2 separate regions of the Mus musculus genome follow, and region 1 is linked to region 2. The links are chromatin loops, found by intact Hi-C in ENCODE. Cell type or tissue: left cerebral cortex. All regions are shown on one strand.

Region 1 (8,000 bases), 120 kb after region 2:
CCAGTAGGACCAAGCCAAGGAGCTACTTCCTGACCAGTAGGGGCAGGCTCTGGAATGTCATAACTTCAGGACATCCCAGGCTGAGCACACACTGAAATGGCTCCCGCTCAAGCCTGCCATCTGTAGGGTTTCCAAAGAACAAGCAAAGAGCTTCGGACCCCATCCGGCAGGAGTGTCTGCGTTGGTTTACAGGAATCCCTGGTTTACATTGAATCCCTGGGCTTTGCCCTGTTCTGGCGTGTTTCTTAGAGGCTGTTGGATAGCTCATGAATACGTGCCTAGGCTAAGGATGGGCTTTCTTTTTCTTTGTTTCATGATTTCTGGAGAGACACGTTTTTCACTACGTAGCCCAAGCTGAACCCTAATTGCCAGTTTTCCTGCTTCAGCCTACTAGGCTAGAATTACAAGTATGTGCCTGTAATGAGTCATAAAGTATAATGCCATGGAGCACTGAGGACAAGTCAGCATACACCATAGATCATGGCCTGATGCTCTGGAAGGAGTGTGGGGTTGCTTCCTGCCACTACATGCTGGCCACAAAGACTGCCTGTGATTTGTTTTTTCCCTTACGGCATCTGTTTAACTGGTTGGGCTCACTAATACTTCCCATGACACTTTCTGAGACACTCAGACAGTCCTTAAGAACCACCAGTGCAGCTTTTGTGCCTATATACACAGTTCTGAATTGTTGGCTCTGACTCTGAGAAACACAGCCATACTCATAAGACAGGAGAAGCTAGAAGCTGGGAAGGACTCTAAAATGACAACATTTCTCAAAAGGGGAAACTGAGGAAGGCCTGGGGAGCAGCTCAGTGGGAGTGCATAGAGCAGAGGCTGCACACAGCACAGAGTGTCTACTCCCTGAACGTCTCTCAGTCATTGGACAGACACAACAGCCTTGTAGTTAAGTGCTGTGGGAAGAGTGAACGCTTAGACTTCTGGTCACATGCTCTTCAAGCAAGGTGATGGCCAGGTTTCAGCACCAGGGAACTGGCCACAAATCCTCCAGCTCTCTATCTTGTGTATTGTATGGATGCATCATCTGTCAATTTAAAGGCCTATGGCCTATAGGAAAGGGTAGAATAGAAGGAGAGACATCTGGGAGGCAGAAAGAGTTCTAGGAAAGAACCAGGCATGAGAGATTCACCTGGAAAGCTGTGACAAGATGAATGTGTGGGACCTGAGCACAGGTAAGCAGCCAATTGGCAGAGTGTTGATTAAAATAAATGGGATGTTTTAACTTATATCTAGCCAGAAAAGACTCCAGCTATATGGTCAAGGTCTCTGTAGATATATTTGGAGTCTGAGTCTTATTTCTGGGAGCATGGGAATGGGTGGGAGAACAGGACCCAACTAATACAGATGACAAAGGTTCTACTGACAAAACTCAAGTATCTTATGACATGAGCTGAGGTGAAGGTCATGGGTTACCCTCCAGACAGCACCTTGAAATGCAGCCCCTGCACAATGGCTGAACTAGACCCTTCAAGTCATCAGTGAGTAGCTAAGATTACAGGCCTGTGCAAGCAAGCCAGGCCAGAAGGGTGCGGGTGCGTTTTCAACACACTCCCTGGAAGTGATGTTCAGGACTGCTGTGTCAGACACTGTGCTGCACAAGCCATGCTCCATCCTTCGTCTCCTGCACCGTGGGGATGGATTGCTGTGGCACAGAGAGGCTATTACAGACAGTCTGCTGCCATCTCTGGTCTTAAGTTTTGCTTCTCCAGTCCTGAGGGTTGAGCATTTTTGGATATACAGTGGTATCAGTGATGCAACAGAGGGCACTAAGAATTACCCCTGTCCTCATGCATGTGTGCTGCATGTGCCTGTAGCTGCAGAGGCTCCAGGTCAACAGCAGATGTTATCCTCTTACAGCCCACCTTACTTCTGAGGCAGGGTCTCTCGCTGAGGTTGGAGCTTACCATTTGTGCTATACCCACTGGCGGCAGAGCGAACTCTCATGTCGTTTTACTCCCAGCACTGATCAAGGCTGGATTTTGTGTCCATGCCAGGGGTCCAAACCCAGTTCTCACGCTTGTGCATCAAGCACTTTACTGACTGAGCCATCTCTTAGCCACAGATCTGAGCTTTGGAAGTACTGTGAGCTATAAGAGGAGGATTTGGCTGGGAGACATTTATGAGGAAGAGTTCACTTTTCAAATAAAGAAGCAGAAGTTTGTTTTTGTTGTCTTGTTATTACTCTGAAAACAAAGGCTGAGTCAGCGAACCTCAGAAGCCAAATAAAGTGGGTGTGAAGCAATGCTCAGTTGAGTGTGACGGGAGCTAGCACTGGGCTCAGGAAGCGTCTGCAGGTGAATACCACATGCATCACAGCCGAGCTGCTGCAAAGTGCCCTGACTCCCACAGACGACAGCCAGGGATCGATGCCCCAGGAGAATGAGCGGTGGACAAACTGGGCGTCATCCCAGAGGATGATGGCTGTAGCTCCCTCACCTTCACAGTCTGCCATCCTGCATGGGGGATATGAGGCCAGCTCTGGATGGCCTCTGAGAGTACTGAGGGCTGGTGGAGTAGGAAGCCCTTCTCTGACAAGGCCATTAACACAAAGGCCCACAGGATTAAATAAAACATAAACTAGATGGGCTGGAAAGGTGGCTCTGTGGCTAAGAGTACACAGTGCCTCAGAGTTCAGCCATGCACCTATACCAGGTGTCCCACAACTTCCTGCAATGCCAGTCTAGGATGTCTGACACCCCTGGCCTCCATGACACAAACCCACACATAGACGCATTATTAAATATAAATCTGCTATTAATCACAAGGTAAGAGGCTGATGATATTGACTCATCTATGGTTCTGGTGGATTTCTCTGAAGACTGGAGTCCCAGCTGGTGTATAGCCTCCTCCTCGGGTTCTGGGAGCCTGGGTAAAGGAAGGTGATTGGTGCTGTCTGTGCACAGAGAGACACAGAGGATCAGTTTGCTGTGTCCCAGTGGCCTGGCAAGCAAACCTGTATCACTCCTGCTCCTCATAGAAAGCCAGCCTGAAAGCTGAGAAAAGCAACTTCTTGCTCGAGGCCTCCTCAGAAATCCTGACGCTCTGCCACCTTGGAACACTTCCTTCTGAAGATGCATTCTGAATGCCCACTGTGGGACACACAGAGAGACCCATGGAAGAGACACTGAAGTGCTCAATTTTGAGTAATGGTAGACAGAAAAATTCCTTCTAAGATGGGGCCGTAACTAAATTTGGAGGGAGAAAGGGTTGTAAGAAGAGGGGACCTGTTCCAGAAGCCTGGAAGCTGAGCGCTAAAGGACAGGACAGTGTCAGAGGAGACGGTAGATGAGGCTGTCAGTGTGTAGAACTCTCAAGGGAGGGGGACAGGGAGTGGTCGTGTGTGAGAGTTAACGGGGAGACTGCTGGCTCTGAGACTCATGCTCAAGTGGTAGTGGTATGGCTGTCCCCAGAACGATCCACTTTGCTGGTTCCAGAGTGAGGGTCTGGCCCCAGGACACCCTGGGCTCCTTCGGCTTCTCTCCCTTGCCATGTAAGCCACCCCTGCATCTGAGAGTGCCCTTGCTAGTCTTCCCGGAAGCATCCTGACCAGAACCTAGTTTTCAGATTATGAAGATGCTGAGGTTTTTAAGGGAAAAGAGATGACTTCATCCCTGCCCTCAGAGTCCTTTTCCGCCAGGTCAAATAAGCAAGCATGCAGCAAAAAAGGAAGGATCCCCAAATCCAATTGCATGCTTGCTGAGATGTCCCTCATGGCCTGAGGCAAGCAAAGCCTCTTCCTCTGCCACCCTCTGATCACAGGCTACGTCACCTTGACCCAGATGCTCAGTGAATCCCAGCTCTGTCTGGAGTATGTGCAGCACAGGCTGCTAGAAATAACAAACCTTCTCTCTTCTCTTGTCCTCCTCTTCTCCTCACCCCCCCCCCCGCCACCCCCAAATCCACACTAAATCAAAATGAGGAAAAGCACTTAAAGAAGACGTTCCCCTCCCTGCCTAGCACTAGCTGGTGCTGGTGCTGGTGCTAGTGCCGGTGCCGGTGCCGGTGCGGGTGTGGGTGCCAGTGCAGGTGCCGGTGCCAGTGCGGGTGCGGGTGCAGGTGCTGGTGGTCATAGTCATCGTCATCATCATCGTGATATCTTACCACAGTGACAGAAGTGAAGTTAGGACAGAGGGCATGAAAGGGCTGTCCTGGGGTTCATCCCCTGGCCCACACATCCATCATTTTACATAGGGCAGGGATTTACCAGAGAATTTTGCTCCTCCTGACTGTTAACTTGTCTGGTTGGTTCATTTGTAACCCATACACAGTTTGCATACCTGGTACTGACAGCAGGAGCCATTCCCATGGGGCTGGCAACTCTGCCCTCCCTGGTCCCTTAGGAGAGGGGTCATAAACCAAGATGGTTTCTGTCATCCTTAATTACAGGTCCACAGGACAGCTGTGAAGCCATAATAACTATCATTACTGACCTGAACCTGCTTCAAAGGGGCTGCAAGTGTTCGCCTCCCTAGATAATCTAATCTGCGGGCCACCCCAGCCCTGTGAAGTGTTATTATAGGGCAGGCTGTGATCTGAGCACCTACCTGCTTAGAGCGTCTGCTAGAAAAGTGAACAGCTGCCCTGCTCTGCCCCTTTTGTTCTTCTTGCTGGTATTTGCTTTCCGTCCTCTTGGAATTGATTTGGGTGGCTGATAGTCCAAGCTAATGAAGAATTAAACACCAAACATGACCAACCACAATTATTCAGGACCTCTCCATGCTGCTCAGGCCTGTTCACTGGGACTGAAACTAGGGTTAGGCTGCCACCTTGTGGCTTAAAATACCTGCTTTAAAGATAAAAGGCCAATAGTTTTTACTAATGATTGAAATCATTTACTGATCAGTGAAATCATCAAATCTGTATATTTGACAGGATGATAATAGATTGTGGAGTTTTCAGCACAAAATATCTATCTATCTTGCTAATCCCAACACTCTGCAGGCAGGGGTGGTAGAAACAGGAGTTCAAGGCCCTCCTTGGCTATTTAGCCAATTCAAGACCAGCACATGGTACATAAAAAAAGTAAGTAGCAGAATGAATTTCAGCACAAGTTTATAACCTGAAGTACCCACCTGAGTCAAGGAGTTGTGTGCCCGAGTCATCAGAATTGCCATGCTTAAGAGGGGCGGGAAACTCCACTGCCCCTTTTCAGGACTGCAATGTATTTTTATTCATGACTGTCTGCAACTTGATTGGAATCAGCCAGTGTATCCAATAATGAAGCACACTATAAAGCAAAAAGACCTTGTGCACAACTGTTCACTGCTCTCTAGCTGTGTTAACACTACCACCTTCTGGAGCTCAGCTTGGTGTGATCCACAGGTGTCATAGTGTCACTTGAGGTCAGTAACGGTCAGCGGGACTCCTTTGCCCTGAGTCAGATCATCTCAGGGGTGAGCTAGAAACCCAGGACAATGGAAGCGCCCAGGAATCTACAAGAACAACCCTAGTAAAGACTCCTAGTAGTGGGAGAGATGGCCTGGAACAATAGTCTCCTATAACCAGACAAGACAAGTGGAGGGATTGAGACATAACCCAGCCACAAAGCCTTCGACTTACAATTTGTCCTGCCTACAAGATGCGCTGGAGTGGCACAGAGAAATTGTGGAAGTGTCCAACCTGTGACTGGTCCAGCCTGAGATCCATGCAATGACAGGAAGCCTAACCCTGGCACTGCCCAGAGGGCCAGGAACCAGAAGCTAGATAGCCAGAGACTTAGGATAGAACCAAACATTACAGGTCCCCTCACAAAAATCAAGTCAGTGAAATGATTCCTGAATCTCATAGACAGGAGCCCGGCATAATCGCCATCAGAAAGGCTTCGGCAGCAGCTGGTGGAAGCATGCAGAGACCCACAGTCAAACACTAGGTGGGGCTCTAGAAATCCTGTGGAAGGGGGTACGGAAGGATTGTGGGAGCCAGAGGAGTCATGGGCATCATAAGAAAATCCACAGAATTGATTAACCTGGACTCATCAGGGCTCACAGAGCATGAACTGACAATCAGAAAGCCTGCATGGGTCTGACCTAGGCCCTCTGCATTTATGTTATGGTTGTGTAGCTTGATGTTCTTGTGGGACTCCTTGCAGTGGGGGCAGGGGCTGCCTCTGATCTTTTACCTCCTTGTGGGGCCCTTTCCTCCTGCTGGGTCAACTCATCCAGCCTTGATAGGAGGGTTTATCATAGTATGACTGCGACTTTCATATGGATGTTTAGTTCATACCAGATTGCAGGCCTGACCTTGTCTGAAGGGAAAAGGAGGAGTGGATGGGGAGGGGGAAGGGAAGGGAGAAGAGCTAGGAGGACAGGAAGGAGAGGAAAGTGGTCAAGGTGGAGAGAGGAATAAATTTTTAAAGATTTTTTATTAAAAAAATATTTATATATGCAGTCCCAAAATCGGCTGCTCTTTGTTTTTAGTAAGGTTGTTTGTTTGTTTGTTTGTTTGTTTGTTTGTGACAGGATCTATCTTTGTAGTCCTAGCTGTCATGGGACTCACTCTGTAGACCAGGCTGGCCTCAAACTCACAGAGATCCATAGATTACCTATGCCATAGATTACCTATGCCTCCCAAGTGCTGAGACTAAAGGCATGTGCCACCATGACTGACCTACAAAATCAGTTATTCACGACGAGTCTTTTCCAGAAATGTAACATGCACCCTACGTAAGGACCACACTCCCATCCCTGCCAAGAAGGCGAAGAGCACAAAAGTCACACCATACACATGAATGGGAGTGCGTTCACACAGGGAGGGTACATTGCATCGCCACCTACTGGGCAAGCAGTGTATCTACACAAGTGGGCAGGAAGTTGTAAAGAAGCTGGGTTGTAAAGGAGCCTGGGAAAATTCAAGGCAGTATCCACGTGAGGTGTTGGTGGCAGAATTATGGAGGCAGATCCAGAAAGAGGTGGAGAAAAAAGAGTGTAAGATCTCTAGAACAGGAATAGTCCACTCTGGAGGTGAGAGGTGTGACTGTACACATACCCTGATGCCACGCTCCTCTGGAGACCGTTTTGTCTCCTGTCTCTCCTCCGCCCCTGCTGTAGCCTCAGTCCTCCAGTCAAGTAGCAGTGGGGCACTGGGGTGGAAGCCGTCTGTGGCTGAGCCTGAGGTTTTACCCTGGCTCCCCGAAGTGAACCAGACAATTACTCTTCTCATTATGAGATTTTTGTACAGGGCAAGAGCTGGGGAGGATTTCTTTCAGTGGCTTTTCATGAAGTTCTAATTGAAGGGGGTAAGCTGTAAGTTCCATCTTTTATTCAGTAGCTCTGAGTGTCCCCCTTTCATCCTCCCTCCCTGGACTGTCATGCTAGGCTGGTACCCCCCACACTTCACCTATTCCAGCAGCCGCCTCCTGTTAAGAGAACAAGAAAGAGGAAAGATGAGACGCGTTCAGAAGTGGAGGGAGCCCTGGAGAGCCCTGCGTGCAGGCTCCTGGTGCACCCGCTGCTCTGCCCCGAGCAATTCCACAGCAGCTATCATCTACAAAGTTTGCTCTTTATAAATCACATTGATTAATCAGGGTGTGGATGAAGAAACAAAACTGTGTGTGTACAAGAGATGGATCCTTTGTCTGTGTTTCTGAAAGTGTTTCATGATTTGCAGCTACACAAAATTATATCAGAGGTCACTGTGACTTAAATGCTCTCCCATGTGTATTTTAGAAACCTGTCACTGCGGGCACGGTTTAAAGTGAATTGTTCTTTGTCTCCTGAAATGTGGTGGTTACTTACCCATGCAGAAGCAATTTGTCTGTGTGTCACACTGACCCTGTTGTGTTTGCAGACATAATATATAACCAGGGGAAGTTCCATATTACCCAAGAAACCCCAAAGCATTATAGCGTTAGAGGGGTATCCATGCGCACTGGCAGACAGGGCGGTCGGGTCTCCTCGGCTGTACTCTACCTCGGCTATGGGCTTCCTTGAATTTGCAGGTAGATGTTTAATAGAGCATTCTGCCTCTGTTGCAGTGGCTTCGAC
Region 2 (8,000 bases):
ATCAATAACAGTGGCTCGGAATGGCAGTGGGACATACTAATTAATTTTTTATAAAATTGAGCCATAGATTACTTGAAGTCAATAAATGCTACACAGATAACTATTTTCGATGGAGTTGCTGGAGCCGTGGAAGCCTAGAAGAGCTGTGATGGTTAACTTCTTTGTCAGCTTACAGGATTGAGAATCGCCCAAGAGAAACCTCTCTACTGGGATCTACGACAAGCTTCTACAGAGCTTAAACCAAGGACAAAAGAACTACCCTGCGGCAAGTGGCTCCAGGTTAGAGTCCCAGAGTAAATATAAATGGAAAAAGAAAAGAAACAAGAGGGGGGGGGGGAGAAAAGAAAGCTGAATACCAGAACACATCTCTCCTGTTTTCTGTCTCTGAGTGCAACATGATCAGCTAGCTGTCTTATGCCCTCTGCACCATGAGAGATCGTACCCTCAAACAACGATTTCCTAAGTTGCTTTTGTCTGTTATTTTATTATAGCAACAAGAAAAGTATCAAACACCAGTTCTTTATTTAAAAGTCCCGATGTAATTTATTCTACTAGCTTTTTTTTAAATTAAGATACTCTTACAAAACAAACAAACAAACAAACTGTACCAGGGGCTGGAGAGACGGCTTCATGGATGAGAGTATATACTACTTTTTCAAAGGACCCAGGTTCAATTCCCAGCACCCACATCCAGCAACTCACAACTGCCTGTGTTGCCAGTTCTAGGGATCTAGTGCTCTCTTTAGGGCATCTGAGACAGCTACACGTGCACACATGTCACACAGCACACCCACATATAAAGGAATAAGTAAGTCATTAGAAAATACTCAACCAAATTTACTATGATGGAGCAGATCCCTCATTTTAAATGAATTCGTTTTTGTGAACTCATTCGTTTCTAATTTATAATCAAAAGAGACTATATATACAGTTGAGAGAGGTTAACCTCTGTAGAATAATATATAAATACACACTTGCTTCCAAAACTTCACACACAGGGAGTGCTATCTATGCATTAACTAATAAAGATCGTCTTTGAAACACGTGTGAGTTCTCATTGGATGATTGCAGATCCTGATCTGAGCAATTTGGAAATGGAAATGAATCTCTAGTGTGTCGTTTGGTAAAGGGAGCTTGGGAAAGAGACTGAATCAGTGATTTCTCCTCGTTCACTCTTCCTGTGTGAAATGAGGATGGTAATTGCACTTGTCCCCAGAGAGTGTGAATGTTGCCCTTCTAAATCCCTGGCAATCTTGTGTAGGTAACTGCAGGATTCTGATGCTCTGGAAACCACTTTGTGCAGCCCTAATTCAAGAAGCTGCAAAGTGGGATGGAGACAAGAGACATACTTCTTCCTTAGAAAAAATGAAAGCCTTCCTAACTCAAAAAGTTCGCAATGTGTTTTTCTTCGTTAGGGTTTTACTGCTGTGACCAAGGCACCTTTTATAAGGACAACATTTAATTGGGGCTGACTCATGGGTTCAGAGGTTCAGTCCATTATCATCAAGGTGGGAACATGGCAGCATCCAGGCAGGCATGGCGCTGGAGGAGCTGAGAGTTCTACATCTTCATATGAAGGCTGCTAGCAGAATATTGGCTTCCAGGAAGTTAGAAGTAAGGTATTAAAGCCCACAACCACAGTGACACACCTATTCCAGCAAGGCCACACCTCCTAATAATGCCACCAACCTGGGCAGAGCATATTCAAACAATCACAGTCTCTCAAACTATGTGGAAAATATTGCAGAGTTTTCTTTATAAGATTCCAGTCATTTCCTGTTACCTGAAGCTTGCTCACACCGGAGCCAGAGCATGGCGTACCTGCTCAGTGGGCGTTCTCTTCTTGGTGCTTATTCTTTGACTTGATTGCTGTGTGTGTGACATATGTGCATATACATGATCATGTGTGTGCATGAGCACACATGGAGAGCCCAGAGTTTGATAGTGGGTGCTTTCCTCAATTGCTCTGCACCTCATTTTTGAGTCAGGATCTTTCACTGAACCTGGATGTCCCTGATTGAGCCTGGTCCCCAAGTCCCACTGATCGCTCCATCTCCACACCCCCAGATCTGAAATAGCAGATGTGGCTTCAACATCTGGCTTTGTAAGTGGTCCCTTTCTAGGGATCCCAATCCAGGTCCTCTTGTGTGTGCAGCAAGCACTGCATCAACTAAGCCCCACAGAATGCATTTTTTTAAGAGCAAAAAATAGATACAATAACTTCCTATATCTAATTTAGAAGATCATTGTGGGATTCAATGAGGTAAGTCATTGTGGTGGTTAATCTTGTCAGCTTTACAGGACTTGGTGTGTCTTAGGGAAAGGTGTTCCCAGAGAGGCTTATCTGAGGAGGGGAGGCTCTTGCTGCCCTTGGGCAGTGCCATAGCATGGACTGGGATATTGGAATAAAAAGGACTAAACACCTCTCATCCATCCCGACTGTCAATGCCGTGTGACCGACTTCCTCACGCTGCTGCCTTCTGCGCCATGGTAGACTGGACCCTCAAAGCATGGCTCGAACCAAAGCCTTCATTCCCTGAGTCGCTGCTGTTGCCAAACATTTTGTCACAGCAATGAGAAAAGTCACTAGTACAGCCTGGTGGTGAAATCCAGACCTTTATAAGTTCTCAAACCAACGAACCTCTCACCGTCCTCTAAATCCAGCCAAGTTGGATCCTGCATCCTTATTCTCAAAGTACCTTTCCAAGCTGAAGACTGAGTTTAATATCTCCTACACATCCTCCTCTGCAACGTATTAACATTCCTTTCTCCTTTACTCAACTCCCTATTCCCACCCCTTTGCTCCTAATGAGCCGTTTTTATCCAGCCAACTTCACACTACCTGAGTGAATGTGTGTATGTTTAATATCACTCGTGCCTGTTCTTCCCCATTAGAGAAAACAAATGAACTTGTCAGACAAATAACTGTTTGGTTTAGAGTTCAGTGGACTTGGCTCAGAAGTCCTGAGTGTCACATCTGGACTGGTTATTTGTTTCCACACTGTCTATCCCCATTTCCGGGTTGCTTGTTTAATAAGTTAAAATTCAAGGCCAACAAAACCCTTGTCAGATTTATCTGCAGCTTGTTCCAGGCAATATTCGAGTCCTCCCCACCCCACCCCACTCCCCCACACAATCTCCCCTCCCACTCCCTCCCCCAGTGCCCAGTGGGTGAACCCGAACCATAGTGGATACGCCTTGGAAATTCCAAGTTAAAAGCATTTTCACCTGATTCTCAGGCAGACCCACACGCCAGTAGCTGCTCTGGGGTCTCTGTCCTCGTAAGTGGCAAGGAAGAACAGGGTGTGGGAGGCTTGCAGCCCTGGAATAGTCTTGGACCCTATTGGAATAGGGATTCCCCATCCTCCAGACCTTCTGAATGTGCGTAGGCAAGTGTTGTATTACCATACAACCAGCACATTCTCTTGGGGAGCTTTGGGCAAGGCTATTTACAACCTACATACCTGGGCCCCACCTCTCAGAGTCTCCTGTGTTTACTTTGGAGTCCAGCCAGGACAAAGGGCTCCTACAAGCTCCTCAAGTTCTTACTCTGCATCAGATCAAAGTGAAAGGTGTCCTGCAAATTGCAGTCCTTGAAGGTTAAGCAACCATCTGGGTTAAACTTGACCTTTGCAGGCTGTCCTGGGACCCTAAGGCAGTTCCCCATAGACTGCTTCTTAAGGGACAATGGGCTAAGGAGACAACCTCAGTCACAGAGTTTTTGGTCACCAGCCCTGATTTTGCGAAGCTCCAGCTCCTTGCCCTGCAGCTGGCAGCCACATTAGCCTCGCAGCAACCCCCCCCCCGACCCCGCCCCACCCTTCTCGCTCCGCCCAACCCCGCCCGTTGGCACCGCCCCCGTGACGTGCCGCAGCAGTCGCGAACATGCGCACTGAGTCCCGCGCGCTGCTCCGCCTCGGCGCTGTCATTCTCCGCGGCGCGGCGGCCAGTGCGGACTGCGGTTCCCGCCCGGCGCGCGGGTGCTGTGACTGCTCCTCCGGGGCGGACTGGTGACTCTGCAGCGCTCTGGAGCCTCTCGTGCGGGGACTCCGTGGTGTCGCATTCCCTCAGAGAGGGAGACACGCACCCGGAGCTCCGAGCACAGCTCTCAAGGGCTGGCGGCCACGACGGCGTTTGCTCGGGTTCCCGGTGCAGTCCGAGTCTCTGCGGCCGCCCGGTGCGCCCGGGAGAGCGCACCTCCCCCGGCACGGCAGAACCGAGGCGACGAGGATCAGGAGGGTCCTGCGCCCGCTACCACTGCCCACCGCGGGCCAGCCCGGCTGCGAGCAGCGGAGTTGCAGCGCTTTTTAGAGCTCTGGAGCCCCAGAAGACCTCTGCGAACCAGTAAGTTGACTGTAGTTTCTGAAGTTTCGGGCAGCGTGGGAAGGACAGGTTCGTTTTATTCCTGTGGTTCCAGGCCGAGGTTTTACCTCCCGTTAGCGGGGCTGCGGCTGGAGGAAGGCGTACTGGACTGTAAAGGATGGGGCATGGCATTCGAAGACTCAAGGCTGGAGTCTAGGGCTGGCTCCTGCCTCTCCCGAATGTGCCAGCTGGAAATGTGCTAGGGGAGACAGGTGCTCCGAGGGCATTTGGCCCGCCGCTAAATTGCACATTCTGAGCTCCTTGATTTTGCGCCGCGTGGGGTCAGGGACGTCAGCCACCTCCATCCTAGGAAGCTCTGCCTACATCCCCTCCATCCCCTCGGAGGACTGGCACAGAGATGAGAAGCTGAGACATTGCTGCTCGGGCCTGCAGGCTTTCTGCACATCCCACTTCACTCTTCCCTTAGGCAGAAGTTGCCAACCTCCCATAATTGGAGCCTAGCCCTTTAGGGAAAAACAACTTATGTGTCAAATGAGTGTTTTGTGCTCCAAGGCATAGAAAATGAGAAAAGTGCTCTATGCGTTTTAATTCATATGCTTTAAGAATGTGGGCAAGTCTCAAAGAAACAGGATTCCGAGGATGGCTGAGTTGTCCTGCATCTCTTATGTAAGCCTCCTGGCTGGGTACCTTTGCATCTGCAGGGGCTGCATCTGGGCCTCTACTCACTCCATTTTTTTTTTCAAGTCCAGCTTGAGCCGTATTTAATAAAAACGTTGACATGATATAGTGGTTCGTAGTCAGAAACAGGGCAGTCTTTAAATTAGACTGTCTTCTCCTAATAGGGAGCATGGGAGGAAGAACTTGGTGTATTTTTTTCAAGGCAGTTCAAGGAATTAGATACATAAATCATGCTTTAAAATACCATACATTGTACAGAGAGCATGCACAGAACCCTCTTTAGAACACATCCCCTTTTGTTTTAGTAAAAGTGGAGATTTGCTCATACCAGACAATTGTTGAGTCTGAAAGTGAAGTGCACTGATGGCCTTAATTATCTTAATAAACAAAGAGCATGATTTATAGGTAGCTACAGTGGCCTACTTTGAAGGGTAGAAATCTTTAACCTTTCATTCTCAGCTGCCCCTAGAGATTCCTTTTAAGCAGAGCAATGGATTAATGCCATTGATGTTTAATACTTGAGTTGATTAAATTTGTAAAAGGAATTCTTTGAAATACCATACAGCCCTGCTGTGTGACTGATAGGCAGTGACTGTTATAAAGAAAGATAATATTTAGAGTACCAGCTTTGCATTAACCAAACAGCTCATATTGCAGCTGCCCTGTGATACACATGTATCCATAGATGGAAAGAAATATGCACACAGAAAAATATATACATGCATATGGATTTGAAATAAAAACTCAGGGATGTGAGTCAATGTGAGATTTATTTAGGTGACCTTTAGAAAGAGGCATGTATGGGTTAGAGTGCTTCAGTGGATATAACAAGATGAACTAACTAGTTATAGGCACCTGGTTTAAGCATAGTTATTATTTTAAGGATTCTAAGAAAAAAGAAAGATTATTTTAACGTTGAAAAGCTAGTTATCACATTGTAGTTTATAGGAGCATTGAGTGCTGACCCCTAGAAGAAATTTTGTCCAAGTGTGGGCTTTCAAGAGACCAGGCTGTTGGCACTATTGCTGGCTTTGAATCTGAGCAATACCGGAATTCTGTGCCCGGCGTCTCCATCTGTAAAATAGGTGGGTGTAATTGCAGTACCTTCCTGGTTGGGTTGTGCGAGGCTTAAGTGGAATCCTGATGAGAAGGTATTGAGCTGGTGTCAAGTATCGTAGGCTGACTTTGGGGAAAAAGTTTCATGCTGTGAAAGGAAATTTGTCTTGGGATAAGCTGTAGACATTAAACAGCTGTTGCTGGAGGTCAGTAGAAGCAGTGCACATGTGTAATAGGAGAGAGGATATAAACACCCTGGCCACATGTTAATATTGGATTTACTGTCTCCAGCAGTGCCTCCCTGAAGGCCTTCTATGGAGATGGCTTTGTCTTGATGTTAGAGAGGAAGAAACTGAGGCCGAGAGAGATCAAGTAGTAGAAATTAGAGCTGGCATCTTAAACATGCCTGTTGGAATCTTGTTCTTTGACCCTGCTGCCTCAACTTGCAAGCAATGTGGGTGGGTTATCCTTTCTCCACGGGAAGTTTATGTTTAAAGTTTCAAGTATGCAAAGTGCTAAATAGCACTCCTTCTTCGAGACTGGAAGCTATTATCATCAACTTCTCTGTTATTAAATGCCAGGCCCTGGTTGCAAACCCCGTTTAGTGCTATTGTGAGAAAGATAACAGGGTGTTTTGCCTTCAGCTGAAACTGGATTCTGTTACTTCTTTCTTCCCTGTTTATACATTCGTAGAACCAAAGAGAAAAGTTGGGTAACTTGATACTTTGTATTGGTGGTTGATGCTCGCTATTCTGCCTCCCTGCAGCCTGTGTCTTTGCTGTCTGTGGTCCACATGGACACAAGCAGCAATAATCAGCCAGCATTGTCTCTGAGCATAGCCCAGTGTCCAAGGAAGAACTCCACTCAGGCAGAGAGATGGGGCCTTGTGCTTATCTTGAACTCAGTGTTCTGAAGTGGAAATCATTTATCCATCACATCTATGGGCACACTTCCTTTAGTCTTAGGTTTAAAGCCATAGGAAGCAGTTGTTGGCGGATTCCATACGAGCTATTTTGGTTTAAAATCTCCATGGACTGTTGAGTTTCTCTTCTGAGTTCTAGGGTGTGGGGTGATTGAGTGGCCATGGTACTTTGGGCTTTCTTAGGTATTCTGGTCTTTATCTTTTAGATACTGAAATCAATTGCTATAGAAAGCTCCTAGGCAGCTGACTCACCCCAGGTGAGTGAATGTTTACTGAAACCCTCCTAGCTGATATCCTTACCACTAAAAGTACTCTAAGATGGATGCTCACTGCTACCTGGCTGATGCTCTGGATCTCTCTCCCCTCCTAACCCCCCCCCTCTCTGTGTGTGTGTGTGTGTGTGTGTATGTGTGTGTGTGTATGTATGTATGTGCGTGCCATGTATCTGTCTCTCCAAAGCTGCTCAACAGTGAGTTTCCAGTAGTGAGCTTCTGAGAGCCTTTGGAGGCACAACGCCACAACTGCAGTATGCCAAAAAGAACTCCTGCCACCAACCGAGTTCTCTCTACTGATATTTCATCCTTCCTTTTCAAACAATACATACACACTTTGCCTCAGTAGCTAGATTCCAGCTGTTCCCTGTTCTGGATTTTCTGATCAAATGTCTCCCTGGAACATGGCTATAACTAGAGCTAACCCTGTGAAAATAATTTCCATATGGATGTTTTATTTCCTATTTGTGTTGTTATAGTGGATTTTCTGTTGTCACTTTTAAATCTACAAGAAATCCTTCCCCCCCTCAAAACACACACATCCGTTTTCTTTTGCTCTCAGAAGACTGATGTACAACTACAGACATCCTACCCTTCATTCACCCAATCTTATATGATTTCTGAAGCTAAGCAGGCTTGGGCCTGCTTAGTCCATGGATGGGAGACGGCTCAGGCATATAGTCTGCACATTAATTGTAATATGGATATAAGTGAGTAAAGACCATTTACTCTTCCTTAATCGCATTACT

What was found. Peaks named below come from ENCODE experiments on the same cell type or tissue, not always from the same donor. Only the 100,000 strongest peaks of a DNase experiment are listed, where the experiment ranks them.
Region 1: it touches region 2 in a loop (4-fold over the local background); 19 of 42 quality-filtered maps call a loop at or near these places.

What each region holds. Positions count from the first base shown.
Region 1 is chr3:9,707,897-9,715,896 of GRCm38, reverse strand. All of the region lies in intron 3 of Pag1 (phosphoprotein associated with glycosphingolipid microdomains 1), which reads left to right. Among named protein-coding and RNA genes, the nearest start is that of Gm33169, 49 kb to the right of the region's middle. In left cerebral cortex, CTCF peaks have their summits at 66, 4,792 (motif pointing left), 5,887 and 6,793 (motif pointing left); DNase peaks (open chromatin) are centred at 4,778 and 6,849.
Region 2 is chr3:9,829,555-9,837,554 of GRCm38, reverse strand. It overlaps Pag1 (phosphoprotein associated with glycosphingolipid microdomains 1), which reads left to right and starts at 3,876. Exons shown (of 9, transcript NM_001195031.1): 1 at 3,876-4,344. In left cerebral cortex, no CTCF peak of the experiment used is centred here; DNase peaks (open chromatin) are centred at 3,919 and 4,731; H3K4me3 peaks cover 2,658 bases; H3K27ac peaks cover 2,159 bases.